2 separate regions of the Homo sapiens genome follow, and region 2 is linked to region 1. The links are chromatin loops, found by intact Hi-C in ENCODE. Cell type or tissue: heart right ventricle. All regions are shown on one strand. Links, peaks and the distances in the headings refer to the core of each region. The heading gives the core; the rest is flanking DNA.

Region 1 (16,698 bases), core at 5,645-13,644:
ATCTCACCTTCCCTTATGGACCAATTATTCATGAACCAAACTTGGGTATTTCAGCTTTCTCTCTCCTTAAAATAAACCATCTCCTAGCATGCTGGGTGGCCAAGCATATCAATAAATCATCAGGTAGATATGCCTTACCAGTACCAAGATGAACACAGCTTCGGTTGTGTTGACCCTGCAACTCCACAATCACACATATAAACATATTTCATTTGTTTCTTACAACAATCATATAGTGGGAGCAAGGCTGCAGTTTCCACAACTATTCTTTATGTATGAAAACAGAAGAAAGATTAAGTGAATTGCTGGAGACCACATGTACTAGTCTATTTTCATACTGCTATGAAAAAAATACACAAGACTGGGTAATTTATAAAGAAAAAGAGATTTAATGGACTCACAGCCCCACATGGCTGGGGAGGTCTCACAATCATGGCAGAAGACAGAGGAGGAGCAAATGCACATCTTACATGGTGCAGGCAAGAGAGTGTGTGCAAGGGAATGCCCCTTTATAAAATCATCAGATCTCATGAGACTTATTCACTATCATGAGAACAGCAGCATGGGGGGTAACTGCCCTCATGATTCAATTACCTCCCACTGGGTCCCTCCCACAACATGTGGGGATTATGGGAACTACAATTCAAGATGAGATTTGGGTGGGGACACAGCTGAACCATATCACCACACAACTAAGTAACTTCAATTTAGGCCTCTAGACAACTGTAGCACTCTCAAATATCTCAAAGCCCTGTTACCATCTCTGAGGCTCTACCTATTCCCTCACTCTTCTGCAATCACAACCAACTTAGAAGATCTTGAATCTCTTGAAATTCTACTAATTTCCAAATGAAATTTTTAGTTTGCACTTTTTTTAAAGCTAATCCCTTAGTGAAGCCCTCAATTCTGCCCCTTAGAAGGTTCTCTGATGCTATGAAGCTGAATTCCTATTGCTTCTAAAATAGTTTCCCGTAATATTCAGCAGGGTCATTAGAAAAGAGGCCCAGACCTTAGCAAGTCAAGCCCCTGTTAAATTCAATCCCTTTGCCTTTATTTCATAACTAAATAATTTATCTAAAAAGGATTCACCATCTTTTATGGATACAGAAATTACTCCAGTATTATTCAAAAGGATGATAACATGGATTTTGGGGGGAGGTTTCACAGGAATGATAATCTTCTTTGAACCTCAGTTTTCTCATCTATGAAAAAGGGAAAGCAGCATAAATTCATAGGGTTGTTATAAGCATCAAATAGATAACCAGTAAAATACCAGCACAGGGCAGCACCCTAAGTAGACATTCAATAAGTATTTTCTTACCTCCTGGCCTGCAGCAAATTGGACAACTAAAATTTTATATACATTCTCTGTTCTCTTCAAGTTTACGTAATAAGTTGTAATTAATCTATACAAAATTTTTCCTAAATTACTTTTTAATCTTTTGCCTTTTAGAAAATTTTGACTCTTTACATTATGAAGAGTAAATGGGTTTAGGCTAAATTAGCATTTGGTCTTTTGAGTATTTGGTGCATTGGGTATTGAAGATGATGACATTACCCTGAATTCTTCTCTTTTCCAGGTAAAAAAGTCCCAGTCCCTTCAACAGTACCTCCTTCAACAGGCTTTTCAGTCTTTTTTTCCATAGATCTTTCCTTTCTCTATATAAAGGTTCTGTCCTAACTCTTACGCTGACTTTACGGAAGTGGCTATATGAGAAGACCATCAGAATTATGTATTAAATACTCCTTACTTGCTCTCTCTGGATTGCCTAGCTCCCATTTCCTAAAGGAAATAGTGTTTGATCCTCAGTGCTCACTGGATCATTTCTGAGCAGTTGCCTTTAATTTGCTTTTTGATATTTTGGAGTTGAACAAACTTGAGTCTAATTCTCTATTTTTGTTTAATTTTTGCTTTTACAACTCTGTGTGGTAAATATTTTCAAAATTCAGAAATGTTGAAAGAATACACTGATCTCTCATATATTTCTACCTATATTCAATAATTAACATTTTACCATCCTTAATTTATCTCTCTCTGTACACACACACACACACACACACACATAGAAAGAGAGAGGGAGGAAGAGAGAGAGAGATAAAGAGAGAGAATCATTTCATAGAAAGGTGTAGACATTATGGTACTTAATCTCAAAATACTTCAGCATGGATCTCCTAAGAGTAAAGATATTTTCCCACAGTATCATTATTATACCTAACAAAGTAATACAAGATACAAAAATTCTATTATCTAACATGCAATCTATATTCAACTTCCTCTACCCACTCTGTCATCTGTGTGATAAACCCTTGATTTCTTTGAGCTTCTGTTTTCTCATTTATAAGATGGGGTTAATAAAACTACTATAAAGAGTAGTTGTAAAGCTTTGAAAAGTTATTCTTTTATTCAACAAACATTTCTAGAGTATCCATTTATGTGAGCCAGCCACTGTTCTAGGGACCGAAGTTAAAGTGATAAAAAAGGCAGACAGAGTCACTGCCATCACTCTAACCAAGGGGAAATCTATGAAAATCTTAAAAGGTCAGTAGAAACCCTCTTATTTATCAAAATTCAAATTAGCAGTTGGGTGGTTAGTCAGAAAAGTCAGTTGAAAGATATATGCATTCCTCATTTTAATTCAAAACATACATGCACATATATTACGAATTTTGTGACATTAGGCCAAAGCCCCCCTTTGGGCATGAGTCTGCTGACTGGAGGTCAGCATTGACTTTCTTGCACAAACCACACCCATGATGCACTATCTTAGATTTCCAGTTGCCATTTCTTTAAAATAGAGAGTAAGGATGTCAAGAGTCTTGCAGGTAACTCTGCTTTCAAGTGGAAGATTGATTACATGTATAATATCACATAACAATTTTGTTGTTTCTTCTCTATATTCCTAGACAACTAAAATGACCATAAAAGAACTTAAAAGATTATGATTATTCAGAGATAAAGAGAATAGAGTAGGAGACACAGATATTCAGAAAATGAAAAGTGGAAGGAGGGGCCACTGTCTTAACAGAGTATGAGGAATCATATGCCGAGCGCCTTCAAGGAGAAGAGGATGGCGACGAGTGAGACATTTCCCCCTGCAACTCAGGGACTCCAGATTTCATGGCACTGGGTAACCCAAAGGGTGGGTCCAAGGACAGAACAGGTCAGGAGTGAGACACAAGACTGAACACAGAGGAATTAAGCAAAGAATACATATGACAAATGAAAATATCAGCCTCCTTCCCACCCCCTAGAACATGGCAGGTAGAAAATACTACCTCCTCCATCACCTTCAGCACCACTCATGAGGCAGGAGAGTGGGAATCTAAACTTGAAAAACTAAACCGCCCCCTACCAGGCTTTGTGGCTCACCCCTGTAATCCCAACACTTTGGGAGGCCAAGGCAGGCAGATCACTTGAGGCCAGGAGTTCAAGACCAGCCTGGCCAACATGGCGAAACCCCATTTCTACTAAAAATACAAAAATTAGCCAGGCGTGGTGGGGCACGCCTGTAATCCCAGCTACTCAGGAGGCTGAGACAGGAGAATCACTTGAACCCCAGAGGCAGAGGTTGCAGTGAGCCAAGATCGTGCCACTGCATTCTGGCCTGGGCAACAGAGCAAGACTCCATCTCAAAAAAAAAAAAAAAAAAAGAAAAGAAAAAAAGAGAAAAAGAAAAATCAAACCACCCTAGCACCCCAGAAAGACAACTGGCATATTTACATTTGGTGGGGGGAGAGGGAGTCTCTTGATGAAGAGGCCAGATGGTCTGCTTTGTAGTAAAGCCCACCATCAACAACCTCCCCACTCACCCCCACCCCACCGCCCCCCCACACACACACAGATGTTCCAATCAGCTTTCAATCTAGAGCTTCACTCATATATGAACAGACAACTCAAGATCATAAATGCTTGAAAAGAAAGACTTCAACATGAAAAGGTGAATTCAAAAGCAATAGCCAAAAAAGAAAAGGATCTTAGAAGAAAGGTAAACAATTAGGTAACACTCAAAACAAACCAAAAAAAATTGCAATTAATATCAGAGAGCTTAGATAATGCATTTGTAAAATAAAAATTGATATTTTTAAAATCATACAACAAGCAGAAGCTCTTAGAACTTAAAACCATGACAACTAGGATGAAATACTTAATAAAAGGAATGGAGAATAATGTCAAAGAAATCTCCCAAAAAGTAGAATCAAAAGGCAAAGAGTTAGGAAACGGGAGAGAAAATACAGGGGACCAACAGCTGACTGCTGGAGTTCTAAAAAGGAACAAAGAACTAGATGAGTAGAAATTATAATAGATACTAGAAGCAATTTTGCAAATTTAAGGGCGTGATCTCAATACTTAAAAGGCCCAGCAAACACCTGCCACAATCATTTTTTGTTAAACCTCCAAATTGCATAATCATGGAGTTAGGGAATAATAGGTATGAAGAGAACGTCATAATTGCATTTGTCAGAGTAGCATCTGACTTTTCTCAAAAGCAACACTGGGTATAGAAGAAAGTGGAGCAATGCTTGTAAAATTCTGCTAGACAGTTATTTTCAACCTAGAATGCTTCCACTAGACAAACAGGGTGTGCTTGTGTAGAAGTCTAATAATAACACACATGAGGAAGCAAGGACTAAAAAACATTACTTCCCATGAGTGCTTTCTAAGGACACTCCTGGAGTACATGCTTTAATAAATTGAGGGAGAAAAATCAAGAGAGGAAGACTGGGAATCCAAAACACACAGGTCATCATTCCTATGTTTTCCTACGCAAGTCATCAGTGAAAGGAAGTGACCCCTGAACAACGGCTGTGCACCAAGTCCGGAGGGCAGCAGGGCCAGCTCAGAGCAGCAAATGGTTACTATGGCACAAGGGTGTAGGGGTGGCAGAGAGTGCAACTGATGATTTTGAATGTTTACATCATTTTTTTCTGAGTGGCTGACAGATATGTTGAAGCATTTAGAAAAAATTATAAAATGGAGAAGGAGGAAGGAATCCTCACTCACCATAACAGGAAGTCAGCAACTACTGACTGAAATCAATCACAAAACAGCAGTAATGGCATATTGTTAGATACATGGAGAAAAACATCAAAAGAATCAGCTAAAGTTATTGAAAGCGGCTGCCTCTGGGAACTACCTAGAACATCCAGCATATTGCATCTTCATCAGAATTATTTCAGTTGCAAGTGATAGAAACTCAAATTAGTTTAAGCAGAAAGAAGAATGTATTAGCTTACTTAGCTTTTAAAAACATGGATCAAGATAGCTAGATTCAGGTTTTCAATAACATTTATATAATATCCGCAAGAAATTGTCTCTTGTTCTCCATGTCTCATCTCTCCATCTCCTGCTTTCTTTTCCCTGGATTGGCTTAACTTTCCGGCAGACTTACCCCATATGGGAACAAAGATGACCTCCTGCAGCTCCAGACTTCCAGGCCCTTAGCTTTCAAACTCTAAGAATGATACAATGGCTCAGTCCTGGTAGTTCTGGCAAAAATCCCAGGACTGGCTCTCATTGATCTGGGTTTGGTCATATGGCCAGCCTTGAAGCAATCTCTTTAGCCAGGATACTTTGATGCTATGATGGGCCTATGTCACATTCTCACCCTTGGAGTCAGAAAAATGAGGTCAGCTCCACCTGATATACATGGACTAAGGAGAGTAGTTCTCCAAAATGAAGTTGGGGTATGCGATAGTTCATTTTATTGTCATTTTTACTGGCAACAACTCAGGTACTCAAATATGTGGCCCAACAGTATTCTAGACGTTTCTGTGAGGTATTTTTTAAATGAGGTTGACATTTACATCAGTAGACTTTGAATAAAGTAGATTATCCTCCATAATGTGGGTGAACCTCATCCAATCAGTCAAAGGCCTAAGGAGAAAAAAACTGATCTCCCCCAAGAAAGAGGGAATTATGCCAGCAGACTGCCTTCAGGCTTAAGCAGCAGTATCAACTTGTTCCTGGTTCTTCAGCCCGCTGGCCTGCCCGGCAGATTTTGGACTTTCTGGCCCTCCACAATCACATGAGTCAATTCCTTAAGATGAAGAGATATATATATATATATATATATATATATACACATATATATATATACATATATATATATGCATACATCCTCTCTGCTTCTATTACTAGATAGAAAATTGATAGACAAAGAAAATCTACTCAGTGATTGATAGTTTTACTTTAAAATCTACCTACTAAAACAATCAGTTCTATATTAAGTGGTAAAATAGGACACACGTGTCCATAAACTCTCAGTCACAAAAGCCCATGCAAGGGTAAAGGCATGATTCATCCAAAGTGATAGATATAGTTTGGATGTTTGTGCTTTCCAAATCTCATGTGGAAATGTAATTTCCAGGCCAGGCACAGTGGCTCAGGCCTATAATCCCAGCACTTTGGGAGGCCAAGGAGGGCAGATTATTTGAGGTCAGGAGTTTGAGACCAGCCTGGCCAACATGGTGAAACCCTGTCTCCACTAAAAATACAAAAATGAGCCAGGAGTGGTGGCGGGTGCCTGTAATTCCAGCTACTCCGGAGGCTGAGGCAGGAGAATCGCTTGAACCGGGGAGGCGGAGGTTGCAGTGAGCTGAGATTGAGCCACTGCACTCTAGCCTGGGCAACAACTCTGTCTCAAAAAAAAAAAAAAAAAAAGCAGACATGACATGTAATCTCCAATGTTGGAGCTGGGGCCTGGTGGGAGGTGGTTGGGTCATGGGGGCAGATGCTGCCTGAATTGCTTGGTGCTATCCTTGTGATAGTGAGTGACTTCTTTTGCTGAGTTCACATGAGATCTGGCTGTTTAAGAGTGTAGACAGTGAAAGCCCGTCTCTACTAAAAATACAAAAAATTAGCCGGGCGTGGTGGCAGACACCTGTAGTCCCAGCTACTCGGGAGGCTGAGGCAGGAGAACGGCATGAACCCGGCAGGCAGAGCTTGCAGTGAGCCGAGATCGCGCCACTGCACTCCAGCCTGGGTGACAGTGAGACTCCGTCTCAAAAAAAAAAAAAAAGAGTGTAGAACCTCTCCCCTCTCATGCATGCACTCCCACTCTCACCATGTTACACTGCCTGCTCCCACTTTGCCTCCCACCATGATTGGAAGCTTCCTGAGGCCTCACCATGAGCAGATGCTGGGGCCATGTTTCCCGTACTGCCTGCAGAACTATGAGTTAATTAAACCTCTTTTCTTTATAAATTGCCCAGCCTCAGGTGTTTCTTTACAGCAATGTAAGAACAGACTAACATAGTGATTAAATAAGTACTTATCTTTGAAATGCAGTTTTCTATTTTATTTCAGACATAGAAGATAAAGGCAGTCTAGAGGCTTCACCAAGCCAGGAAGAACAGACGTGGACTAAAAAGTGACTCATGGATGACAAAAGACCTGTAAATAGCAAAAGCAGCTGATGGCACCACAGAAGCTGATACAGCTGACAGGATTCCCAGCCAGGGCTGAGGGCTCAAGTAACCTCTAAGTATACTGAACTTGCCCTCAGGATTCTCAGAGTTAGCGAGGAATGCTTGTAAGAGATTTTAGGAAACTTTCAACTATTTATTCTTCGGGTTTGTTGTTGTTGTTTGCTTGAAAACAGGATCCTTTTACTAAACTACAGCCAGCATATCTTAGCAAGTGAGAAAATTGATATCAACATTTGGGTAGCATGGGAATTGATTTTTCTTAGGTCTTTGGATAGGGCACACACTACTTTAAGTGAAACTATCTTAAAAATGAATCCAGGTCATTTCAATCTATGACACAAAGGTTATACCATGAAGCTTACTATAAAGCTTTTTCTAAAGGGCAGCTGGGAAGATAACCAACATTCTCCACCTACCGTAAATAACTAGCAATAATAATTTTTAATATTTCATACAGACTGCCTTTCACTGAGGCACAACAACTCTTTTTTAAATAAAAGCAACAATTTCAGGAATTTTAAGTTACTGGCCTTCTAGTCACATCACCTTGCAGTCCAGTCCGTACCAAGAAAAGTTGACATGCTGGTACCATGCCAACACCACCTAAACAGAGCTAACTTCTCATAAAACCTCCCTGAGGAGGCAGAGAGTAAACAGTTTAGATTTCAAACTACTCGAGTGAAACATGCTGCTTACAAAGAAAATATAAATAGGGAACAGAGATGATGACAAAGCAAGTCATAAAAACTAGTGCAACAAACCTAACTTGAAAGTAATTTTCCTTTACTGATATTGTTTGACTATATCCCCACCCAAATCTCATCTTGAATTCCCACGTGTTGTAGAAGGGACCCGGTAGGAGGTAATTGAATCATAGGGACAGGTCTTTATTGTGCTGTTTTTGTGATGGTGATTAAGTCTCACGAGATCTGATGGTTTTAAAGAATGGGAGTCTTCCTGCTCAAGCTCTCTTCTCTTGTCTGCTACCATGTGAGACATGCCCTTCACCTTCCGTCATGATTGTGAAGCCTCCCCAGCCACATGGAATTGTAAGTTTATTAAATCTCTTTCTTTTGTAAACTGCCCAGTCTTGGGTATCTTTATCAGCAGCGTGAACATGGACTAATACATATACCAAACAAAAATGCAAAGGATCCCCCACAAATTCAACTTCACTCTTTGCAAAATGTCATAGCTCCAAAATGATCACAATATATAGACAAAATTAAAACTCAAAAAGTGAACAGGAACGATAGAGTGGTAAAAAATGAAGCAGGATAAATAGACATCATAAACAAAAAGATAATTTAAAAAATAGTAAACTATGAGTATTAAAATGATGAAAATGAATAGATGATATTAGGTAAAAGAATAGTCTAGAAGAACTATGTAGTATAGGAATAGTTTAAAAATAAAAAAATTAAACAATTCTCATAAAGGAAGGAAATAAAATTACAAATGGTTCTAGAAATTCAGAAGTCCCATGATTAACATCCTAACAAGAGGTAAATAAGGTCCCTTGGAGTGACTGTTCATTATTCTCCCCAACTGCTGAAGTTTCAGGGGTTCCTTATTCCTGGACAAATATCCCTAAAGAGATGCACATTGTCCATAGGATGCCTCAAAGTAAGGTCTGCACATGCACACATATGTCCATCACAGTGCTATTCATAATAGCAAAGACATGGAATCAACCTAGGTACTCATCGGCGGTGGATCAGATAAAGAAACTGTTGTACACTTACAACATGGAATAACTACATGGTCATAAAAAAGAACAAAATCATGTCCTCTGCAGCAACAGGGATAGAGTTGGAGGACATTATCCTAAGCAAATTAACGCAAGAACAGAAAACCAAATATAATGTTCTCACTTCTAAGTGGGAGCTAAACATTGAGTACACATGGACACAAAAAAGGGATTAGACACTGGGGCCAACTTGAGGGTGGAGAATGGGAGGAGGGAGAGGACTGAGAAACTACCCATCAGGTACTATGCTCATTACCTGGGTAACAAAATAATCTGTACACCAAACCTCCATAACGTGCAATTACCCATGCAACAAACCTGCACACATGTCCATGCTAAAACTAAAAGTTCGAAAGAATTTTAAAAATAAATACAAAGAAATGTAGACCACATTCCCAACTACTACTCAAAACAAAAACAAGAAGAAAAGAAATCACATTACAAATAGCACATACATTGAAGGCAACTAACTTCTTCTTCTTCTTTTTTTTTTTTTTTTTTTAGAGGGAGTTTCGCTCATGTTGCCCAGGCTGGAGTGCAATGGCGCAATCTCAGCTCACCACAACCTCCGCCTCCCGGGTTCAAGCGATTCTCCTGCCTCAGCCTCCCGGGTAGCTGGGATTACAGGCATGCGCCACCATGCCCAGCTAATTTTTGTATTTTTAGTAGAGATGGGGTTTCTCTATGTTGGTCAGGTTGGTCTCGAACTCCTGACCTCAGGTGATCTGCCCGCCTCAGCTTCCCAAAGTGCTGGGATTACAGGCGTGAGCCACTGCGCCCAGCTGGCAACCAACTTCTTAATAGGCTTTTTGGGGAGGAAAAACTGGGCTCTAACAGGGACCTGCTTAAAACCCTATGCTCCTAGAGAGCTGGGCCACCAGCATGAAGCACAGAGACTGGGGGTAACTGGCTATTAAACTGAACAGAGCTGAACTCTACCAGAGACCTCCAGCTTTATGGAAAGTGCATGCTAACAGTGTCATCAGCCTGTCCCTTTAATCTCAAAACACCTCACCAATTTGATTCTCTTCCTCAACATACAGCCTAGAATATGTCTTATCTCAAGCTTCTCAAGCTACAGAAGCCAAGGCCCTTCCGGTTTTTAGCACCTAAATGACAGTAGTGAGGACTAAGATGAGAGGTGGACCAAGGTCACATACTGAAGAGAGCATAAGCAGGACACTAGAGCATCGTACTTGGCAGGGTTTTTCAAAGTTAGGTTGTTGGACGACCTTGCCTCAGAATCTCTAGGGGTGCTAGGTCAAAGTGAGATTCCTGGACCACATCACAGACCTAACAAGTCAGCATCTTGGAGGTACAGCCCAGGAATCTGCATTTTAAAGAAGACCGTCCCCTCACCTCCCACCCCAAATGACTGGTATGCTCTACAACTTTAAAGATGTATTGTCATTAAGGGAAAGTGGAATCAGGGTAACCTCGGGGCGAGCAGCCAAGGAACAAGGAGAAAAAACTGGGGGAGCATCCAACAGCAACAGCAGGGACAAAAGGAGACAAAGCCATAGAAGCAGAAAAGCAATGTGACGGGTCACAGTAAATTTTCTGGACTTAAGTAGGACTTCACTGGAAAAGCTACAGTCCCCTTGCCCCTACAGGCATGCCTCTGCAGCTATTAAAGGCATGGTACTCTGACAGATTACAGCTCCTTGCTAATTAAATTGTAAATCTTGTTTCAACTGTTTAAGAAAATCAAGGACACTAAAATGCAGTCATCTCTAAGCTAGAGTAGAGCAGCTGTCTTATCTTGAAAGAACACAGCACCCCAGCAGAATCTACATCAGAGGGAAAGCAAAGAGTCCCTGGGAGCTGGAGATGAGACGAGTGAGCTTGATAAAGTGCAGTTAAATGTTACCGGAACACTATGTACTAAACAAAGTTTCAGTAACAATCTGACAGCCTGCTTTTCAAATTTAAAGCCTACTCAAAAGGTCAGACTGCCGCACATCTCCAATCTCCTGCTCAATTCTAGATAGCTTCTAAAGGCCTGGGTCTCTCCTGCTTTCTGAACTATAACATTAGTGTTTCTCAATCTACTCATTTTAATAGAGTACTCCAGAGCCACACATCCAGAAGGTTCTTCAGAGGTCAACTTGCTATGCCTCTACTTTAAGAAAGAGCTCAGCTACAAACTGTGTTTACAAAAGGTATCTCTGCTTGTCCTACTAGTTCATGCCAGGGATTCGAATTAAAATGCTCACATTTTTATTGAAAAGACATTTCTCACACACTCTCACCCAAATGTCAACCTCCTGCAATGGGGAAAAGGGGTGATACATATTAGTCAAGGAGTTGGTGATGGGAACCTTCTTTTACCTCTCTTCAAGTTTCCATGGGACATCATCAATATAACACACATGACCTCTCCCCACGCACTCACTTATTTTATTCCATGGTAAGTGGAATGATCTATATGATGAGTGAGTTTGGAAAAGAAACAAAGCAGGCATTCTTCAGCCTTATTTTCCCATTTCTCTGCTTGCTGGCAGACACCTCTGGTCTGATGCTCTGTTTCATCAGGATTGCAGAGATGTCCATGGTTTTCTAGCCCTACCTAGGTAGGTGAGTCTCCCCAAATTGGAGAAAGGAGCCAGGAAATTATTATTGCCATATGCCTGACCCACATTCTCCAAACTAGCCTTTATTACTAATAAAGGGGCTATTTGGAATTTCATCTGCCTTACTCATTATCTCTCTCATAATTGGTTCAGAACTAGGTGGAAAGAAAGTGGAGTAGTGTATAGGTTGCCCTCAAGTCCCCAACATTTGGCTTCTATTATACTTTCGGTTTAGGAAAGACTCAGCATAAATCTTTTTGGTTAGAGGAATAAAGGGGATCCTCTCAGCCTAATGCCAATAATTCAGACCGTGGAGGAGAATCACCTCCTAACACAGCTACATTACATGCATTTGAGGGTGATTATTGGTAGAAAAACAAAAACAAACCAAAAATGCGCCAGTTGCACAGGACTTATGTAGGTACGTAGGTAAAAATTACTATTCCATTTGTAGACACTATTGCTCTGTGATCTACCCTTTATTTTTGGTTGTGAGTGGACTAAATATAGGTGCTCTGTTTGCCATTTCCATAATGTTTGCATTTTCTCGCCTCCAGACCTTCGTACACACCACCACCCATGGAATGGCCTCTGTTGGGGCCACGATTGTTCATGTGGAAAATGCCTGCTTATCCTTCAGGACTTATTTCAGATTTTAACTCACCCTGATCTTTTCAGAGTTAAATACTTCTTTGTCTTACTATAGCATCTCATTTATAACTCTATTAGTGTGTGTGTGTGTGTGTGTGTGTGTGTGTGTGTGTGAGAGAGAGAGAGAGACAGAGAGAGAGAGAGTCCTGCTCTGTCATTCAGGCTGGAGTGCAGTGGCACAATCACGGCTCAGCAGCCTCAACCTCCTGGGTTCAAGCGGTCCTTCCACCTCAGCCTCCCTAGTAGCTGGGACCACAGGTGCATGCCGCCACATCCAGCTAATTTTTTTTTCTGGTTTCTGTTTTGGTTTTGGTTTTGGTTTTGGTAGAGATGGGGTCTCCCTATGTTGCCTAAGCTGGTCTCAAACTCCTGGGCTCAAGTGATCCTTCTGCCTTAGCCTCCCAAAGTGCTGGGATTACAGGCCCTCACTTTTTTCACGTCTTTCCCTCCTCTCAACACCTGCACCATTACACTGGGAACTCTGGAAAGCATAACCATCTTTTATATCATCTTTATCATCCCCAACCCCTAACTCAGTGCCTGGCATATGGTAATGCATAATAAATATGTGAGGAGTGAGAGGCAAGTAAAAGAAGAAAAGAGACAGAGACATGGGCACAGATACAGAGAGCCAGGTAGAAGACAGAAAGAGAGAAACAAGGATAAAGACACACAAAGAGGGACCAGAAAGGTGGAGAATAGGCATGCGGGGGGATAAAAAGAAAGGAAGAAAAGAAAAATAAAGTCATAACCACATAGTCTCCCTCCTCCTACCAAAATACTTGCTAAGGTCTTACTGAACTCTAAGGATAGCTATGAATGGGAGAAAACTGGCCAACACAACCAAGGACCATGACAAATGTAAGTGGCTGAAAAGCAAAGGGGATGCTTTGAAAAACTCTGCCTAGAATCCAAGCAGATCTGCAGAACCGCACTCTTGTTGCTAGCCCAAGTGTAGGAAGAAGAGAGAGCTTACGTGCAAAAGGTATACATGAACCCTCCCACAAGTGGAAGCTTTCTATTTCGACTGTGCTATGAAGAAATGATTTATCTGCTTGCTAACAGCATTTCCCAATCCTTCTTGTTTCATTATTGATATAAAGAAGAAAAGAGTTTAAACTGATTCATTTTTTCTTTTGACCTCTAAACCACATTTGCTTGCTTACCTGATTGTGGAACTTTCAGGAGATTATTTAAACTTTCAGGTTTGCATCATAAGGTACTTTTTCTGTAGGCATGCCATAAATCTGCGAGATGAACTGTGATTCATTCCTGTAGGTATTAGTATGTCATTATGTAAGCATTGCCAATAATGAAAAAAAATTACTAGCAAATGTTATGGCAAAGAACAAATAAAAGCAGCTATATCTAAGTATTATATCTCTATATTATAATAAAAGATGGGCTGTGTATAAAGAAGTAATTTATAACAGCTCACAAGCAACTCAACATTTTTCAGATGATTATCAGCCAAATTGTCATGTACCAAATAGGAAATTAAACAAAACAAAAAGTCATACACAGAAATAACCAATTAGAGATTCTCCTCTTTACACTGTTTTCTGAAATGAATTGGATTATTTCTCCACAAAGACATAGTAGGCTCACTAAGGAGGACCACGGTATGTACAAAGCATTTCCCATGTGTACCACAGCGTGTCTGTATTAGGCAGTCAAATCCTAGTGGCCAAGACCTAAGTAACTCCTTGGTTAGCATTTATGACTACAGTGTGTGTCAATAGGCTTTTATGTTTCTTTGTTGGTTGTTGTTGTCATTTTGGCAAGGGGTGCTATTTTGTTTTGTTTTGTTTGTTTTGTTTCAAACTCTATGCAACCAACATTTATTAGCAGCTCCTGTTTGGCAAATACTGAGCCATACCCTAAAGAAACTTTTTAAACACGAGTAAGGCTCAAACCCTGTATTCAAGGATCTCATAGGTCTTTCGATTTTGGCAGTGCTACAAATACAGACATTCTGTCTGCTGCTAGCCTAGGCCCCCATGGAGCTCCTGGGAAACTTAACAGAGAGCAGGCATAGAGGTCCAATCTGCCACCCTCACCCTCTCCCTTTATCATCAAACCTACCTGTCTCACCAGTTTCAAATGACTCTTCCAACCCTTATTTTATTTACCTTTGTGTCAATGCCATTTGTCTATTTCCAACATCCCTCTAAGCAGATCATATGTGTTTTAAGTACAAAAATAGGTCTTACTTATTTTGATGTCATCTAGAGCAAGGAATTCAGTGTGTAGATTAATAAACTGTTTCCATCTGTCTTACCTTCCTAATGGTATCATGAGTTCTTTGAAGAAATAAACATTTTTTGGTGATAACCAAATACCTCATACAAAAATATTTGGTTATCACCAAAAAAAAAGAGAGCACTTCAATGATGGAAGGTATTATATAACATAACTATTAAGACTAGACAATCTCAGGGTGGAGGAAGACCTTCAGCTCTTATTTTGAGGGGTAAGGGGAACTGAATTCTCATGCTCTGGACCTAAATGTGCCCCCTCCATCAAAAATGTTTGGTTTGTCAAATTCATGGGTGGAGAATAAGGGAATTCCCCAAGGTGTGTATGAGCATTGCAGAATAATGGTTCTTAAGTGTGTAGGGCTCATGAATGGGCTTTAGCCAGTTCATTAACATGTACCCAAAACATGTTTGTGTGTGTAGATGCATTTTTCAATGCAATTATTACATAGCTTGGACTAGACACTCAAGGGAATCTATGACTTAAGATAAAATTAGGAACCCCTGCTGTTAGATAATCTTAGCATAACTACTGTTTTTCCCTAAAAATCATTGGAGAAAATGTTCTTCCATGAATTAAAGTGTCCAGAAAGAGCATTATACATGGGGTGAATATCACACTTTGTAAAACCAAAGAATAATAATAATTAAAAACAGAGAACTCAGAAAGAAGAGAAATGCCTTATACCCAGAGGCACAAAATAGTAATGTGCCCTCTGAAACAAACAATGACTAAAAGCCAACACATGCTTGTTTTAACACCTAGGTTTGAGATATATTAGAAAAAAAATGTCATAGTAATTAACCTTCTACCTCCCATCCATATTCACGGGGAGAAAAATAAACAAAAGTTTAGCAATTGCAAAACTCAGGGAGCCAGATATACCCAACTATTTCCTTCAAGAAAATTTTATCACTGCTTTCCATTCTACTCAAATGATCACAGTATAGCCTAGTACAGAAAGGAAAAGATCGCTGACCTACTGCTTTTATATAAACTAATTTCTTCATGTGTCTTATTCCTTTATAAAGCAAATTGAGCCAGGCACTGTAATAGGTGCTAGAGGTAGAAAAGACATCCCTAACATCAGGGAGTTTGCAATTTGAAAGAGAACAAGATAAGGAGGCAAAATTCAAATAAATAAAATGGTTTAAATGGTTATATGTTATGTTTAATGCTATTGTGGAGACAAACAAGATTCTTAAGTTTAGAATAGTCAAGGAAGATCTTTCTAAAGAAGTGTTACTTAAGCTAAGACAAAGATTGTTAAGAAGAGCTGTAGACATACATAGAATGAGAAAAAGATTCTACAGATGAGAAAAGAACATGTTCAAAGACTATGAAACAAGACAGAGCATGGAATTTTTGAGAAAGGAAAAAGAAGAATGGATGAAGTCCATCCACTAGGGAAAAGAAAGTTAAGACATATGATTGAAGAAGGGATGAGATTATGCAAATCCTAGAGATGATGGTTTAAACCTCAGACCTTGTTCTAGGTACAATGGCAAGTCCCTGGAGAGTTTTAAGCAGGCCTGGGGGTGACCTCATACAATTTCTGTTTTAAGCACATTACCTTTAATAATATGAGAAGAATAAATTAGTGTGGGAAGACTAAAAGATATTGATCTGGAATAAATGGTAGCAATGGAGTTCAAAAAAAGGGAGATTAGGGCATATTTAAGAAATACAACAAACATAATCTTCTGATAGATGAGACTTGTGCAAGAAGAGAAAGGAAGGAATCAAATATCATTCCTGGGATTCTTGGAGTAGCCAAGAGGATTGTGAGGCCATTTGCTGAGATTGAGATTTGTGGGAAGTGTTAACAATGCATTTTGAACTTATAAATTTTGCCATATCTGTGAGACACTCAGGTGGAAATGTCAAGTAGGCAGCTGGATCTGCAAGAATGGAGTTCTGATGAGGGATCAGGGCAGAAGGTATGTTTGGTAGTCTTTAACATTAGGACCAAATTTGTTTGGTATTTGAATCCATAGAATAGATGAAATCCATCTAGGGAGAAAAATCAGAAAAGGG
Region 2 (16,698 bases), core at 3,012-11,011, 830 kb before region 1:
GACTTCCATTTAGAAGTCTTAAAGACTTAAATGTGCAGAATATTCTATCAGACTATCCTCCCAGGGATATCTCGGTGGCATCTCTTTTTCTTCCATAAGAACATTTTCATAACAATGTTAAACCTGTAAGGGTATAAATATCCTTCCCACCCCTTTGCCATAACTGTATACATAGTAAACAACATTTGACATGCCCAGACAACAAATGTATTCTACTAATCTCTTTGCTTAAAAACATATTAATTCAAAGTCCTTCTTGCTTAGGTCCAGTTGAATTTTTGTTTGAAATTGAAATTCTCCCTAAGCTTTAAAACGGATGTCCTTGTCCTATCCAATCCAATGTGCTTCCAGTTATTGAACACCAGAGGGCATCATTCAGTGAAAGCTTGGATTTGGGAGGGAAGAGGGGAGAGAGGGGGGGCAGAGAGAGAGGGAGGGCATGGGGGAAGACAGAGAAAAAAAAGAGAGACAGAAGGAATTCCATTACTAATGAAAGAAAATGAGAAAACTGAGTTTTTAGTGTGTACCCTTATCTACCATGAAACATTACCATGGTAACAGCACCAGTTAAGATGATTGTATATTTAGGTCATAGTATAAAAGAAGGAGCTAGAACATGTGAAGAAAAAAAAAGAGAAATAAATAAAGTAAGACAAAGATATATAAAGAGTGGAAAGAGGCAAACCAACTGGAACCTACCTCATTCTTTGCTAATAGCAGTTTACAAAGTAACATTATACTTTTCAAAGCACATGTGGATAATAAATACTAATTAAAAGTAAATGGGGCCATTGAAATTCAGAATCTTAAGTGCCAACAATCTTATAGAAAAAGAGAACTCATTTAGCATGAAAAAATGGAGAGACAACTAGACTGGGATTGGGATGTGTGTGTTCTTATGCAGTTCTTGGTTAGCTGTGTCACCTTGAAAAAGTCTCTTGATCTGCTTCCTATCATGAACTCAGCTGAATGATATCAAAATTATCTTTTATTACTATGCATCAGACAAAAGAACTTCTGTTTAATAATGTCTTAGTATTGCTGAGAGGTGAAAATGGCATCTGCCAAAATTTTGGTGCCCTCGTTTACCTCTGCCAGAGGCAATCACTGACTAAACAAGACAAGCACGTGCCAACTAAGAGCCTACTCAGCACTGCCTCTTCTTTGCTTAAGGTTTGGAGGATCTAACAAAAACATGCAAAGTTGTATTAACAGATGGGGAGAACATCATTGAACTTCTGAATGCCATGGTTTTGTTTTCCCCAAACACAGGGAAAACAAGTGCCACAACTATTTATAGCGAACCGATTGACACACTATAAGAACTAAGACAGTGGAGTCCAACAAGCTTGTGTTTGAATCCAGGGGCTGCAACTTACTAGCTGTATGATCTCGGGTCATTACCAGACCCCTCTGAATGCTGATTTCTTCCTGTAGAAAATAACATCTACTACATAGGATTGTTGCAAAGATAAAATGAGAAAATTGATTGCTGTATTAACTCATTCAAAAGAGATTTAATATGTTTCTTAGGTATGCCTGGCTGTATTTTAAGCAGTGAGGCTAAAGCAACTGACAAAACAGAAAATATCATATGGGAAGATGCTTAGAATAATGCCAAGGACTTAGAATACACACAGCAAAAATACCTGCCTAAGGAAAGGTGACTTGCATCTCTTTCCCCACATACCACCTCCACCACATAGGCCAGGTGAGCTGTGGGATATGCAATCAGTATACTTATGCCATTTATCTTAAATGAGAGAAGTCCTGATGCCTGCTCAATGAACCAAAGGTGGACAGAGTGGGTACAGGAAGCAAAAGCCAGTTGTTAGTAGTCACAAGGTGGACATTGGTGGCTTTCGATACATAGGAGTCTCTTGGGAACTATGCCACGGAGAGTCCATGTCATAAAATCTCAAGCAAGTCAAATATAAGTTTAAATAAAGAAAACCAATTCTTCAAGAGAACTGTGTGGCAAAATGTTTCTGTCAGTCTCTGTCCTATTGAGTAAAGTGGGAAAAGTTTAAGACAGGATTGAGAATGGTGTCTGGGTGATCTTGTGAAGATAATAGAAAGGGTTCGCTCACATGCATATTCTAAACAAAGGCTGACATCAGTGATGGAGGTTGAATCCAGCACGATTATTGATATACCTACAGATTCTTGTCCTCATTTTTCTCTCTCCCATTCCGTCTTCATTTCCCTTTTGTTCTAATTTCTTCTCTTCTCCCTCTTTTGTACTTGTTTTAACTTTACTCATTGTTGTGGGTCAGAGAGACATAGGACTCCTAATTAGCCAGCCTAACTTCCATTGAAGACAGTGTCATTCATGCTTTTTGTGCCTTCCCTACCTGCCAGCAGTCTGGGACTGTTTTCTTTGGATCTCTGAAACCACCCATTCCTATTGGCCCTGGGGAATGGCTGCTCTGGAATTGGAATTGGAAAATTGTCCAGTAAAGACACATCTGGATGCTTGACTATCTGGACTTTCTGGGCAATGAAGGCGATAGGGTCAAATTTAGAGCAATATGTGTTTTTGTTTGTTTGTTTTTTAACATGAAGACAACAGTCTCAGCCTCCCAAAATTGAAGGACCATGGGAACTCACTCCAAAGGGACTTTTACCAGTATTTCACCTGCTAGTTCTTTCCACATCTGACTCTGAAGTTAGTTGAGAGCTGAAAACATGCTCTTTGGGTTCCCTTTTACTGGAACTATGACAGTATTCAAATCCACCTATTTGCTCACTCCAATTTGCCTCCAGGCACCCTCAAGCACCCTTCTACAAACAAACATGCCTCTTTATTTTATAGGAAAATGAAGCATCTTTCAGACAGTCTAGCCCTGGGAATTTGGAGTCCCAAAACTTTCCCCCATTCCCACCCCACCTCATTCACAGAGCTTTATTTTAAAATGGTAAACAGATTTGGCTGGAGTTCTCACCTCTTTTTAGGGTCAGGTTAAATTTTTTAAGTTTTAATTGGCATTATTGTCTAGCCCAGGAAAGCAAATAGAGTCAATAGGAAGTTGCTTATCCATTGTATTGCTGCAACTGGAACACATTTTGATAATAGTAGTAACAATAATAATTCACCTGGCATTAATTTGTTACTTCTGAGTCCTCAGCTGCCAAGCCTGCAAAGCTGGGACATTGTTGGCACAAAATTCTTCCATTCGTTTGACAAGTCTCAAAAGTCCACTTTCTGAACTGCAGCCGAATACAGTTCCCAGCTTAAAATTGTCTCTTGGCCAAGTCAATTGTTCTTACTCCTGTGATCATCAGTGCCTTTATTATTAGCTCCCCAACAATGGCACAGGTATGCCTGTTTGTGGCTTCTGTTTAAAAATACCATCATCTCTTTTTTTCTTATCAATGAAAATGCATATATTTCCTATCATATGGTTGCGCATATTTACCGATTGCTCACAAAGTGCAATGCGCGGCCTTTGCCGCACAATCCCGAGTTCCTTACTCTGGAGTTTATTAAAAGCTTCATTTTGAGAGCCCTCTCATTGGGAGACGCCAGGATTGCCAGAAGCGAACAGAAGCGCTGGCGCATCCCAGCACCAGGCATCGAACTTCCCTGGGCAGCATGGAGAAAAGCTGCCGCCCGCGGGTGGGCTCCTGGCGGGGACGCCCAGCGGCGGGGCGGGGCGAGACGCGGGCGGCCTGCAGCGCTGCAGCCGCAGGAGCCCTCAGGGCTCCGCACAGCCCGGCCCGTTTTCCCCAGAGACTCCCTCCCCTCATGCCTAACCCCAATTCCAGTTTTCCTCAGGCCTTTCGGGTTGCCCCAGGGTTTCTCTCTGGAGTCTAGGCTGACTTCCCCTCTCCACCCGCAGAGCCCTGCGTGGGCCATGGCCATGACCCTGGCGGTGGCTGCAGGCGTCCCGGGCTGTGGAGCAGGGGCTGCGCGCCGGACCGCTGGAGGGTGTGTGGCACAGCGTGGGGACTGGTCGCTGTGTGCTTGTGTCGCTGGCTGCGTGTACTAGGGGATGGGCAAATCACACGGCTGCCGCATACCCACTGCCACCCAGCGCTAAGAAAAGAGCAGGAAAAGCAAAACAAACAAAAAAGAAAAGAAGACAGGGAAATAGAAAGTCGATGTGGGGGATTCCGGAGCTTGAGGAGTGGGAGGCGCCGCGCTCTTCTTGGCTCGCGGCGCCTGGGCTGGCAGACTTGGAGCCCTGGGTGGCCGCAGTCACAGACGTGCTGTGGCGGTGAACTGACTTAAAGACGCGGGAGGGCGGCCTGGGTGAAATGTCCACCGACAGTTCTGCTGGCTTTACGCGTTTACCTCCAATTCTCTGTTCTCCTCCAGCCTCTCTGCCCCTGGCGAACCTCCCTGCTGGTATTTCCGTACATGCAAGAGCCTTGGCATCATCGCCAGGGACTGGCGGGTCGGTGGACTCAGCCTGGGACAATTCTGTATCTCAGGGCAGCCTCGAGGACGGCAATGGGCAGGAAGATAGAGAAAGGGATGCGGATGCTGGAGGCGGACGGAGGCAAAGGGTGTGCCGCCGTGTGTGTCAATAATTCTGGGGAATTTTCACCTCTCCCAGATGAGTCTCTACTTACCCCGTGAGGGGCCCCAGGGGCGCCGGGCAGCGCGCACAGGTGGAATTTCTGCGCGTCTACCGGCACCAGGCATGGACCGCACCTGTCCGTGTCCGAGAGCTACAAGTTAGCGGCGATTGCCTGGGACCTCAGGTGCGGACTCCAAGGGACATTGCGGGCGGGGAGGGGTGCAGCGGTCCCCAGTCTACGACCCCGGGGACTGCCCGGGCGGTTCAGGACCCATTGTGAGTTAGGTGGCGAAGCCCAGGCACTGTCTGGTACCTCATGAGCTTCGGGCTGAGACCTTGTCCCCCAGCCACGGCGGACAGTCCAGCTCCTGCGCGGGGCTCAAATAGGATGGGATTGCAGAATGCTTCCCTCTCCTTTGTCTTGGGACCCTTTCCCCCATTCTAATTGCTTCTCCTCCTTGGCCATGACCTGGAGACCGCAATGGGAAACCTCTCCAGCGCCCAAGGGCTGCTCCGAAAGCGGAGCCGGGGGACAGCTCGGAGCCCGAGCGAGCCGGGCCTCCATCCCACACGCACAGAAGACGCGGTCAGACCCCAGCAGGAAGGAACCCGAGGGGCGGGAGGGACGAAGCTCTCCTTGTCTTGTCCATGGCTGCATCTGGAGTGGGTGGCGGGAGGGGGGTCAGCAACAGTAGAGGGAATGGGGGGCTGGAATAGGGAGCGACGCCGGGACAGCGCAGCTCCCAGGCTGCTTTCGCCACATTCGGCTGGACTCAGTGACCGTCGGAATCGTAGGGGTACCTCGCCTCGCGCTGTGCCTCGTTTGCCCCTTCCTTTCAGACCCGCCATCACTGCTCGCAACCCTCCAAGCCCCAGGATCCAAAGTTTCCGTTTGAGAATCTGCACGTGGGGAGGACCTCCCTCCAATTCCCCCAAGCCCCGACCCCTGAGCCTCCGGCTTGGGGGGATATGAAGGGAGAGACCCCCTGGTGCCAGGGCCCTTGGAGTGGGTAAGCGGAGAGCTGCACAGCGCGGGGCCCTTACCTGTCGCTGGTTTCGCTCCAGTTGCCTCCCCGGCTGCGAGGTGGTGGAGGCTTGAAGGAGCGAGGAGTCCTTTGTGGGTTCAGGGCCGATCCGCTCGGGCTGGAGCTGCGCACCGCTTAGAGTCCGAGGCCAGCTGCCGGTTCTCTTTCTCCCTTGATCTTGCAAAAGAAAAGGAAAAGATTAGTTGATGCCGAGACACTGTAGGGGTGGGGCGGGAGAGGCGGGAGAGGCGGGAGAGAACCGACCCCAAGGCTCTGGCGAGAGCTGCGGGGCTGGCGCGCGCGCAGGCAGAGTCACGCACCCCACACTCGTCTCAGCCACTTGGCTAGTCTGTGACCTGTTCGTGGTTTAGACTGGAGTTAAATTGACGCTGCCCCCGCCCTCCACGCCAAACCACTAAAGGAGAAGCAAACAAGACTTTCAAACCTGGCTTTCACGAAGAGCCTGGAGACCAAAATAGAATGGAGACCTGGATGCCTCGGCGAGCTGGGCTGGATTCATTTCTTCACCAAAGTGCTTGGGGAAGTAGGAATTAGTTTTGGGAGGCAACACCTATTCGGGTACCTCGGCGATTTCCTGGTGAAATCTGCGATTTCCAGGCTCTGGCCAACCCGCAGCCTGGAGTGTGTGAGTGTGTGTGTGTCTGTGTGTGTGTGTGTGTGTGTGTGTGTGCCCGCGCGCGCTCCCTAGGTCTTTGCGCCCTGGCGCCTTTAGTACAGCAGGAGAGCGTGTCTGTATTCGTGCGTGTGTGTTCGATTAGCTGCAATGGGCGGACAATTTCTGGAGAGAACATTTACAATTTTCTTTCAGTATGACAGGATTAGTTGCTGTTGAAGGCGCTCCTCCAATGAAATCTTCTGTGCTCTCTGATTTGGCGGTTCTTCTGAGCAAATATGACAGCCGTTTCTCCAGGCTCTTTTTCGCTTCTCTCCATTTCCATCCCCAGAGCCCAGCTCTCCATCTGCAATTTCTACATCAGAACCACCCCCAACCCCGAGTCCCTTCCCTGCAAGTGTGTGAGTGCTACAAAGGTGACATGGCATATTGGGAAGAACGCAGTATTGCTTTTTGTTTGTCGGAGATACTTAAGCCCAGTTTTTCCAGGTGGGAAAATGTTAGACTAAATCCACTATGCTTTGTAAATATATAATTGTGCTGAACTATTCACAGATTGTTTATTTCTTTGGAGCTTTGACAAATGTATCCGAAGGAGAAGTAATTTTTTTCTCTTACTTTAAATATGAGCCAGTGACCATGTTTTCTTCAGCTAATGGGCAGTAGACTACAGAATATATCTATATCTATATCTGTATCTATATCTATATTCAGAATATGTGTATATCCAGAATATATATATCTAGAATATATATATATATGTCCAGGATATATATATCCAGAATATATAGATATATATATCCAGAATATATATATATATATCCAGAATATATATATATATATCCAGAATATATATATATATCCAGAATATATATATATCCAGAATATATATATATATATATGTCCAGGATATATATATCCAGAATATATATATATATATATATATATATATATATATGTCCAGGATATATATATCCAGAATATATATATATATATCCAGAATATATATATATATATATGTCCAGGATATATATATCCAGAATATATATATATATGTCCAGGATATATATATCCAGAATATATATATGTCCAGAATATATATATATCCAGAAAATATATATATATCCAGAAAATATATATATATATCTCAAAAATATATATATATATATCTCTCTCAAAAAAAAAAATATATATATATATATATATCTCCAGAATATATATATGTTTGATGCTTCAGGGAATTTGTGATCTCCATGAAAAAAGATTTAGGATGCAAACTTTCTGTGTTCAGACCTGCCTTTGATGTTTATTTCTTTATTTTAATGAGAAATTTCTGCCAATAATTGTATCTATTATTTTTAGATACTAACCTCATTTGATAAAAGTACAATGATAGGATTCTAAAGTGTAGCTTAGGCCAAAACTTGCTTTTGTAAAAGCATATGTGTATGTGAATATAACATCAATATATTATATATTACATAGGCTTTATTTTCTCTCATCCAACTTCAATCAAATAAAGAGCAAGAAGTGGAAACCTTAAATTGAATAGCCCAGAATTGGACACATCACTTTTTGGGTCACAGGGATAGACAAAGAGCAAGTTAAAGATACATTGATATAATATAATATAGTCAATTAAATTCAGTTCAGTTCTTGACGTCCAGGGTTTTGCTAGGTATTAAAGGCCATCCACAAGAGCAAAAACCACTGTCCCTGTGTTTTTATAAGCTTCTATTCCTATTGACAAGAAAAGACACTTCATTTGAAACATCTATGTAACAGTTGACAATCCAATGATTAATTTTATAGCAATGTAAATTTATTGATAAATGGAAATGCTGTAGCTGAAAGTTTCTGCCCTTTTTGTTAACTCATAGCTATCACCAAGCAGGACTTGACACAAAGTTGATTTTGCTTGATTGAAGTCATCCTAAAATGCAGCATTACAATACTGTGTCTCTGCCTTCAACCTCCATACTTACATCCCACCATCACTGGGTGATTATAAGATACCTGTGAGAAAATCAAAACAGCCCTGCTAAGTCTTGTTCTCAGCCTCTCCCAGCATTTGTTCCACTACATTAAATATCTGATTTTGTCATCTCTCCTCTCTTAGACACTCTTTTCAGAATGAATTCACATTTTCCTTTTTTACTCCATTATTTCTGTCTACTGAGCCTCCATAAACCCATGAAGCTGCTTGAGTCTTTTGGAACACACACACAGACACACACCCATCAAAGCAAAAAAGTGAGGAGAAATAGATCCCTGGCCAGCAATAGACAGGAAAACCCAGTGATTTGTTACTTTTTTGTTCCTTTACATCATTAAGAACACTAAGCCCCCTTTTACTAATAAAGCTGCACATTCCAAAATGAGCAACCAAATAAATAACCAATGAAGGCAAACGAATATTTTTCTTAAACCTCAATAAAACAGAGTCTATGTGTGACTGAAGTGCTATGTTTAATAGAAGTCAGTATACTTAAGGCCTTTTGGAGAGGAGTTGCACAGGGAAGCATCATTTTTAGCCAACGGTCATCAATTATGTCCATTTTCTTTTTCTAGGTCATCACTTAGAACACATCTTTATATAGACTTGTAACTCTGCCATTCACTGTGATTTTAGGGAAGTTGTTTAACTTTTCTTTGCCTCAGCTTCTTAAACCATAAAATGGGTATAGCATACATGTCGGGGTTGGTAGGAGGGATAATGGAAGTAATTCATGTGAAATTCTTAAAAGAGCATGTGACACATAGCAAATTGCTATAAATATAACATTGTCGGTCAAGACTGAAAAATACAGTTTCTTGGGTCACACCTGTGACCTCTGAAACAGAGTATTAAGGAGTGATTCTTGACAATGCAAACCATAATGCTCATCACCATCATATAATTAACAAGATAAACATAATCCATCAGCATTCTGACCCCAGGGAACTTAATTCTTTTCTTCTTCTAGTTGCTGTTTCCATACAAGAAATGATCATGTGTATTCTGAGTGTTTTATTTTAATCTCTTAAGCCAGTTCGTTTTCTGAGGAAAAAAAAAAGAATACTCCCCACCCAAGGAATATAGCATTTATATGATTAGTAACTCTTGGTGTGGAACATTTTCGTTTGTCTGTTTTTCGTGAGATGGAGTCTCACTCCGTCGCCCAGGCTGGAGTGCAGTAGCATGATCTTGGGCTCACTGCAACCTCTGACTCCCAGGTTCAAGCAGTTCTACTGCCTCAGCCTCCCAAGTAGCTGGGATTACAGGCACCTGCCACTGCGCCCAGCTATTTTTGTATTTTTTGTAGATACGGCGTTTCACCGTGTTGGCCAGGCTGGTCTCGAATTCCTGACCTCAAGTGATCAGACTGCCTCGGCCTCCGAAAGTGCTGGGATTACAGGCGTGAGCCACCGTGCCGGCTGGTGTGGAACATTTTCAAAACTGCTTTTTAAATACTTTGTAAAATGCATCTATGAGATTTTTTTTTTAATCTACATTCCTCTTTTCCACCTCAAGGAACTCTAATAAATTAGTAATTTCTACTTATTAAGCCAAACTTCATTACATATAACCTTCAGACACACACTGAAGAGCTCTCAATGCCTGTGAAGGGTGACTTTGAATCTTTGACAAAGCTTTCGTTTGAATAAGATTATAAATAAGGTCACCACTAACATGAGAAGAAGGGGAAGCACAGGTCTCATTCCTGGGAGTGTGGCGCATATTTAACATGCCACATTGATTTCACTGCAGCAATAATTAGGCTTCAATAATTAGATGCACAAATCAGCACTCTATCATCATAAGTGGATTAAGAGGGTGACAAGTTCAACTCCAGTGATTTCCCACCAGGTATGGCAGTCATAACATTTTTAAAATTTTTTTTCTATTTTCAAGGAACCAAGAAAATGAAGTTGAGGGCTTTGCCTATATTGGGAAAATGAGCCAAGAGCAGATCTTGCCTTGTCCTTCATCTTCTACTCACACAGACTGTTTAAGAGTTAAATCAGGGAAGCACCGTATTTATCAGCAGGAGCTTTGGAAAAGGTGGGCTGATTTATCTGATGGATGCCAAAGAAACCTTTCTTTTCCTTGACCTCAGTTTGAAATATAACAATCCTGGGTTAAAAGTAGATCTCCGCTAAATGACAATCACTACTTACAATGGGTTCTTCAATTGTCTCTTACTGTTTTGAAATCTTAATAATGGTTTCATAATACACACATTATTCTTCCTAGAATTATTTATTTTTTCCTACAGACCTTCCCAGAGAGTAATTTAAAAGCTTCTATTCTTTAGCTTAAAAAGATGATCTGTTTTTATTCTAGAAAATCCTGAGCTTTTCTTTTTCAGACCCTGCAATTGAAGTTTTCATATACAAATAGGACTGATTCTGAGGGATAATGTTTAGTGACAGTGTGACAAACAATGCTTTGTTATTTTTTTTCTTTTCCACGAAGTTTGGCATCACAGATGTTTTCAACTCTTTTCTCTCATAGCAGCGATAGTGTTACCCAATGCCTGAAAACATTTACTGCTGCTGAGTATAAAATATTTAAAATACAGGGCTCTTTTGCAGACAGGGACTATGAAGAAGGGAGAAAAAGCAGAGATGGGAGGGGAAGTGCACCACCCTGCAAAATGCTAAACAGCTGCAATGGTGATAAATCAGTGTTAAGAATACAGAAGGAAAAGGTCACATGGGATGCTTGTCTCCTTAGAGAAGCATTTAGTGTATGTGTGTTCCTCCTACCAGGAGGTAAGCTGAGCGCTGCTTCAGAAGCGAACCTCTAAGACAGGGTGAACTTGAAAGTTTCAACAACTACCTCAGTGTATATTTTCACAAACAGCCTACATTTCCCCTTTTTACAGGCAAAGTTAAATGCTGGAATCTCAGATGAAGATAAGATTCTAGCAAATTCAAAGTGAAAGTCTTATGATACTCTTCTATATGCATGAGGTCTCAGATTATTTGAATCAGTAATCTTTGTGCAGGAAAGAGTCATCTAGGAATACTTAAAATCTTTTGAGTCTGTAGAGAAACCTGTGCTTACTCATGGGAATTCACATAATTGCTCAGATCATACAACATACCAATTTCTTAAGCCAACTAAAGGGAAAAGCTAGAAATGCTAACACATTCTAAAGAAATAAATCCTGGGTGCCATCACAACATTGGACCACTTCCTGATTAAATTTGACCTACCTCTATTTCTTGAGAGTGACTGGAATAATTGTGATGCAAAAGCTGCACGTTGCTAAGTAAGACTTAACTGAGTGTGTCTGATACTGTAATATCACTTCATATAGATCTTTTCACTTTAAAAACACACTCCCCTAGCAGTGTGTCCAAGGCAGCATACTCTAAACCATTCCGTGATTTACTGTGCCTAAGACAAATCCTGTCTTTTCATTATTTAACCAGCAAAGTGATGGCGTGTTAGGCTTAAGGACCTCATTTACAAAATCTCATGGGCAATATTTCATAAATCCCTGCAGAAAGGAATGAGGCAAGGCCCTAGGCATAGTTATTGTGTGTGTTCCATTCCTACAAGGCTTTTATTGGCAAGTGTTTTTCTAGAAATTGAATTGGTTTTGAAAGCATGCCCAATAAGCATGTATTATTTGCAATCATTGAATGTCTTCAATAACAAGCACTCTAAATCTACCTTGAGAGGTCCAGAGGTGGCACAAGGTACTCCCCTTTTATTATGCCAGAATATGGAGTAGACAGTTTCTCTCACTTGATAGCAAATCCTGGACAAATTTCTTTCTTAAGCAAGTCTCACATAAACAAAATGCCTGTGCTTTGCTTTCCTTCTACTATATTGTAAGTTTCAGTGGGTCCTCGTGAGAATGCCAGATTGCATCTCTGAGAATTATGTTTCTCAGCAGCCCACCACAGACCAGACTTGAAGCATCAGGATTTGTCCAGCAAATATTTATATATCATTCAATATTCTCTTAGATATTAGGATTAAGTCTGCAAAAACAAGGAAGCTTTCCTGCCCTCTGGAAGCTAAGTTGGAGAGAACAAACAAAAATATATATATATTATTATTATTAGGCACCTCCAATAAAATCTGTGCTGTCATAACCCATGGGGGATTCAGTAAAGAGCCTTGACTCTTCATTAGGGAACTAATTCCAGAGGTAGATTATAGCTGAGTTACACTCTACCTAGAATTTGGAAGCTATGCTAAGTTAAATCTGTGGGTAAAATACTCTGGATGATGAAGCAATACATACAATATTTAAGGCAATCACCAGGAAATTACTGCTAAAACTGAAGACATCTATTAATGACCAACTAGCAAAACCTTGGGCCCATGCTTTATAATATCCAGAGTGGGAAAAAGTATCCAAAAATTATTGAATATTATGTCTCATTTCTGAAGTTAATTAATGGAGAAGCCTAAGAAGGGCAATAACACTCCCACACACTCTTTGTCCAGAGTGCTATGTTCTAGGATGTACTTCCAATCGCCTAGTTTCTCTGTAGCTATTTATTTATTTATTTTTTCTTTTTACTTTTGTGTTTTGGAAGCAATTAAGCTGACTGCAAACTTACTTAGCAATGTGTGTCTCTGGCACATGGTCACTTCTGTAATTTCTTGAGAAGAAAACTCTTGGCTGTGGCTGTTACAGCTTATTCTAATTACATAATGGCATTGGGATAGGGATAATGTAACTAAGAACTGGAATGCAGTTGCTGTTCACAGCATTGACTGAAAGGAATAAAAACCCGTTTTGAGCTGTAGTATATACCTTCAGCTTGCAGAATAACAGTAGGCTTATCTCTGGGAATGTTCTCTCGGGTTTCTTTGCAGCATGCCCCAGAGCTGGTCCATAGTGATAAGTGAGAGAATGGGAAATGGGCAGGGATGCAAACTTTCAAGGTGAAAGTGGAAAAATAAGCCACCCAGTTTCTAAGAAGAGCTGTGCTGCATAGAAAGCCTCTGTGCTATTATCTCTAAATTAGGGTCACCTGTGCAATACTAGGAGCGGTGAAGAAGATGGACAAATGGTAAGGTATAAATGATAGAATTGCTTTTAGGGCCAAAACTTTGGATAGATGGGATCATCTATCAAATAAAGAAAAGGAAACACCAGTGATTCCTTCATCTGTGGGGTAAGGATATACCTATATTATTTTCTGGTGTCATTTGAGGGAACAAGATTAACTCTTGCCTAAAACTTTCCTTATCTCCAGATACATATTGCCTTATATTGTTCTAAGTAGATTCTCTCATCAGCTCCTGGTATGAAATATCATATCAAGGTACCCCTTGTCTTTATACAACTTTCAATGAAGAAAGATGAAAATTCTACTCTAAAGCAAAGATTCCTGTTCTGCCTGAAGTCAAGTGCAGAGCTCCAGCAGTTGCTTAATTCCGGCTTCCAAAGCCAAGAGCAGTGGTATCTGTAACTATAAAAACTAGCTTCTCAAGCTCAAGACCATGACTGTGTTCCGATAACGAGATGAGATAGACTGACTCCCTATAATTCTGTGCATTTATAGAAGAAACTCTGATTTTTCTTCTTGACCACCTAATTCAGAACCATTTTCTCATTCTAAGCCTTTTTGTCTTTAAATATTCTTTTTGGCTCAATTGCTACTATGTTCTTATGCATCCCAACTACCAGCTGGAGATTTACCAAATAATCTTGACCTCAACTCTATGTACTAGTGTTTCTGTGTAAGTTTAGACCTAGACTCCTCCTTCTTAAATTAAAAAAATAATAATTCTGATCTGCACTGTGATCCCATTGTTTTTAAACCTGATAATACTTCTTATAAATTGGGGTGTGGCCAATGCAGCAGGCGTGCAAGCATAGTGGACCTTTCCCCCGATGGCTGAGTCAGTTTTAAGTATATTCAATTTCAACTCTAGTTTGATGTGGTTACTTGCTTACAACTTGTTATAACAGTTATAGGGAACATTTCTTAGTATATCACTAGATGAATATGATGATGATTCTCATGGAAGATTTTTTCAAACTTAAATTATGAGTTGTCTTTGTCATTGGGCTTATTATTTTTGGCCAGAATACTAATATACATATTAACGTAAATACAATGTTTATACATAATTAAAAATAACCCCATAACATTAAAAGCATTTTGTACTATGACTGCTTAGTGATGATAACTTTCCTGGAAAGTGAGAGTTAGTTGGTAAAATTTTTTTTTTTTTTTTTTTTTTTGAGACAGACTCTTGCTTTTTCGCCCAGGCTGGAGTGCAATGCCGTGATCTCGGCTCACTGCAACCTCTGCCTCTTGGGTTCAAATGACTCTCCTGCCTCAGCCTCCCGAGTAGCTGGAATTACAGGTGCCTGCCACCACACCTGGCTAATTTTTGTATTTTTAGTAGAGACGGAGTTTCACCACTTTGGCCAGGCTGGTCTTGAACTCCTGACCTCAGGTGACCACCCACCATGGCCTCCCAAGGTAAATTTTCTTATTGTATTCTCTCTTCTGTACAGAATTTCCGATTGCTATTTTTGTTTCTAATCTTGATCTATCTTTCCTGCAAGTAATTTAGGAACTAAGCATAAAGCATTGGATTAAAAGACTAATAAAGATGGTAAAATAAAAGTAAATTTTAAAAATGATTGCATCACTTAGTGAAATTAGAAGTCCTAATGGAGTCAACACTCATGATCTAAAAAAAAAAAAAAAAAAAAAAAAAAGACTAAGAATGAGATTCCTATGCTCACCCCAAAGTACATCGATGGAAGCATGGGAAACCAAGATAAGAGCTGTCAGGAAAAGGAAATGAGACACTGCTGTTTTGTAACTCCTTCACTAAACTACCAGAAACTACAGCATGGCTCTCATACTAAGCTGAAAGTTCTCAGCTCCTCATATGCAGCTTATAAACCTGTTCTATTTAGCTTTTAAGGAAACTAAGTATTGAAAACAAAAATAGTTCTGACAAGGCTTCTATTTCTTTCTTTTTGCTTGCTTTCTCCCTTGTGTGGTGACAGTTCTCTCTGTGAGCCTCTTTAGAAACCTGATGGCACACACAAAAAGAATTTACTCGAAATAGTCTGGGGGTGTTGTGATGGAGTGGAGGGAATCGAAATGTATAGCAGTCTAGTTGCTAAGGATAAAGGTCAGAGTCTAATACCCAAAACCGGCGTGTCACAGTGCCTCTCAAAATGAATCTGTGGCAAACCATAAAAATTAATCTAAATGCTTTATTACAAATATAAATAGCACTGTCTGTGCCTGTTTTACAAAGCACAGAAGTGCAAGGGGGACAGCATTTTTAAAGCATTTCTATGTGACTGTGTATAAACATGCAGAGTGTTTGTTTAGCTTTCAGTTATCCCTGAAGAATAAAAGCTACTCTCTAGTACAAATAAAACTTCAAAATACAATTTGAAACCACATAAATTTGAAGGTGAATGGTTACTTAGGGGCAAATCTTAAGTCTGTGTTCACCTTTTCCTAAGTCTATACCATCATCACAAATGTTTATATTTTTCCTCCGTATTGACCATCTTGACTCATTTAAAAATAACTCCCGAAATATTTGTTCATTTAAGTGCGCAATTCTGCGTAATGAGATCAGCAAATGGTGAACTTCAGCTTCTTACAAAAAGAATGTACTTTGTACACATTACACAGTATTGCCCTATTACAATGGAATGAACTGGGTGAATATGCACCTGGTCACATCTGAAAACAATTTCTTAAATTAGGTCACCTGGAGCATCAAAATACCCCTTGCATCACATACTTACAGGAATGTCATTTGGCCAACATCAAGCAATAAACTTATTTAATATTTTCAGATTACCCTGGTAATGTAAATTTATCACCTCAAGCTTTATGAATTAAAAAAAAGTTAACCACGTGATAGATTTTTCTAATTGTATTACAATATGGCCTGTCTTCCCAAATGGAATGCAATAGTGAAGTCAAGTAGAAAGTGCCTGTATCCTCATGTCAATTATTCTATATTATATGACCTTGACTAAGTAATTTAACCCATCCATGCCTCACTTTATTTATCCATAAAAAGATATTGCATCCATCCTGATTCCAAGATTATTTAAAAATAGTTTAATATCCCAAGATTTATTATTATATATATCTTTATATATGTGTATATATATCTTTATATATATGTGTATATATATACATCTTTATACATATGTGTGTATATACATATATATATACACACACACACATAAGCCACTTGTTCATCAGGTTTTGATTAATTTTATGATAACTTTTGTAATCTGAAATGTTTATATTTACTGAGTTTGATAGGCAAATAATGTCCCCTTCCCCAAGATGTCCACATTTAAATCTTTAGAAACTATGAATGTGTTACTGTATATGGCAAGAAAATAATTTACATGAAAAATAGACATAAGGCTGCAAATCAGCTAACCTTAAGATAGACAGATTATCTTGTCTTAGTCAGGTAGGCCCAATGTAATCAGAAGTGACGATAAAAGTGGGTGACCAAGGCAGAAGACTCTGTATCAGAGTGAGG

The links. Peaks named below come from ENCODE experiments on the same cell type or tissue, not always from the same donor. Only the 100,000 strongest peaks of a DNase experiment are listed, where the experiment ranks them.
Region 2: a loop joins it to region 1, with 6 times the contacts of the local background. A loop is called at or near these places in 4 of 110 quality-filtered maps.

The regions. Positions count from the first base shown.
Region 1 is chr7:136,027,904-136,044,601 of GRCh38, reverse strand. It overlaps a transcript of LOC105375523 not described here. Among named protein-coding and RNA genes, the nearest start is that of MTPN, 59 kb to the right of the region's middle. In heart right ventricle, for the core only: no CTCF peak of the experiment used is centred there; a DNase peak (open chromatin) is centred at 10,621; H3K27ac peaks cover 4,279 bases.
Region 2 is chr7:136,858,291-136,874,988 of GRCh38, reverse strand. CHRM2 (cholinergic receptor muscarinic 2) reads right to left here and starts at 6,337. Exons shown (of 4, transcript NM_001006630.2): 1 at 5,997-6,337; 2 at 5,571-5,728. RefSeq lists an enhancer at 4,896-5,658. In heart right ventricle, for the core only: no CTCF peak of the experiment used is centred there; DNase peaks (open chromatin) are centred at 3,705, 4,535 and 6,268; H3K4me3 peaks cover 3,966 bases; H3K27ac peaks cover 3,907 bases; H3K27me3 peaks cover 3,421 bases.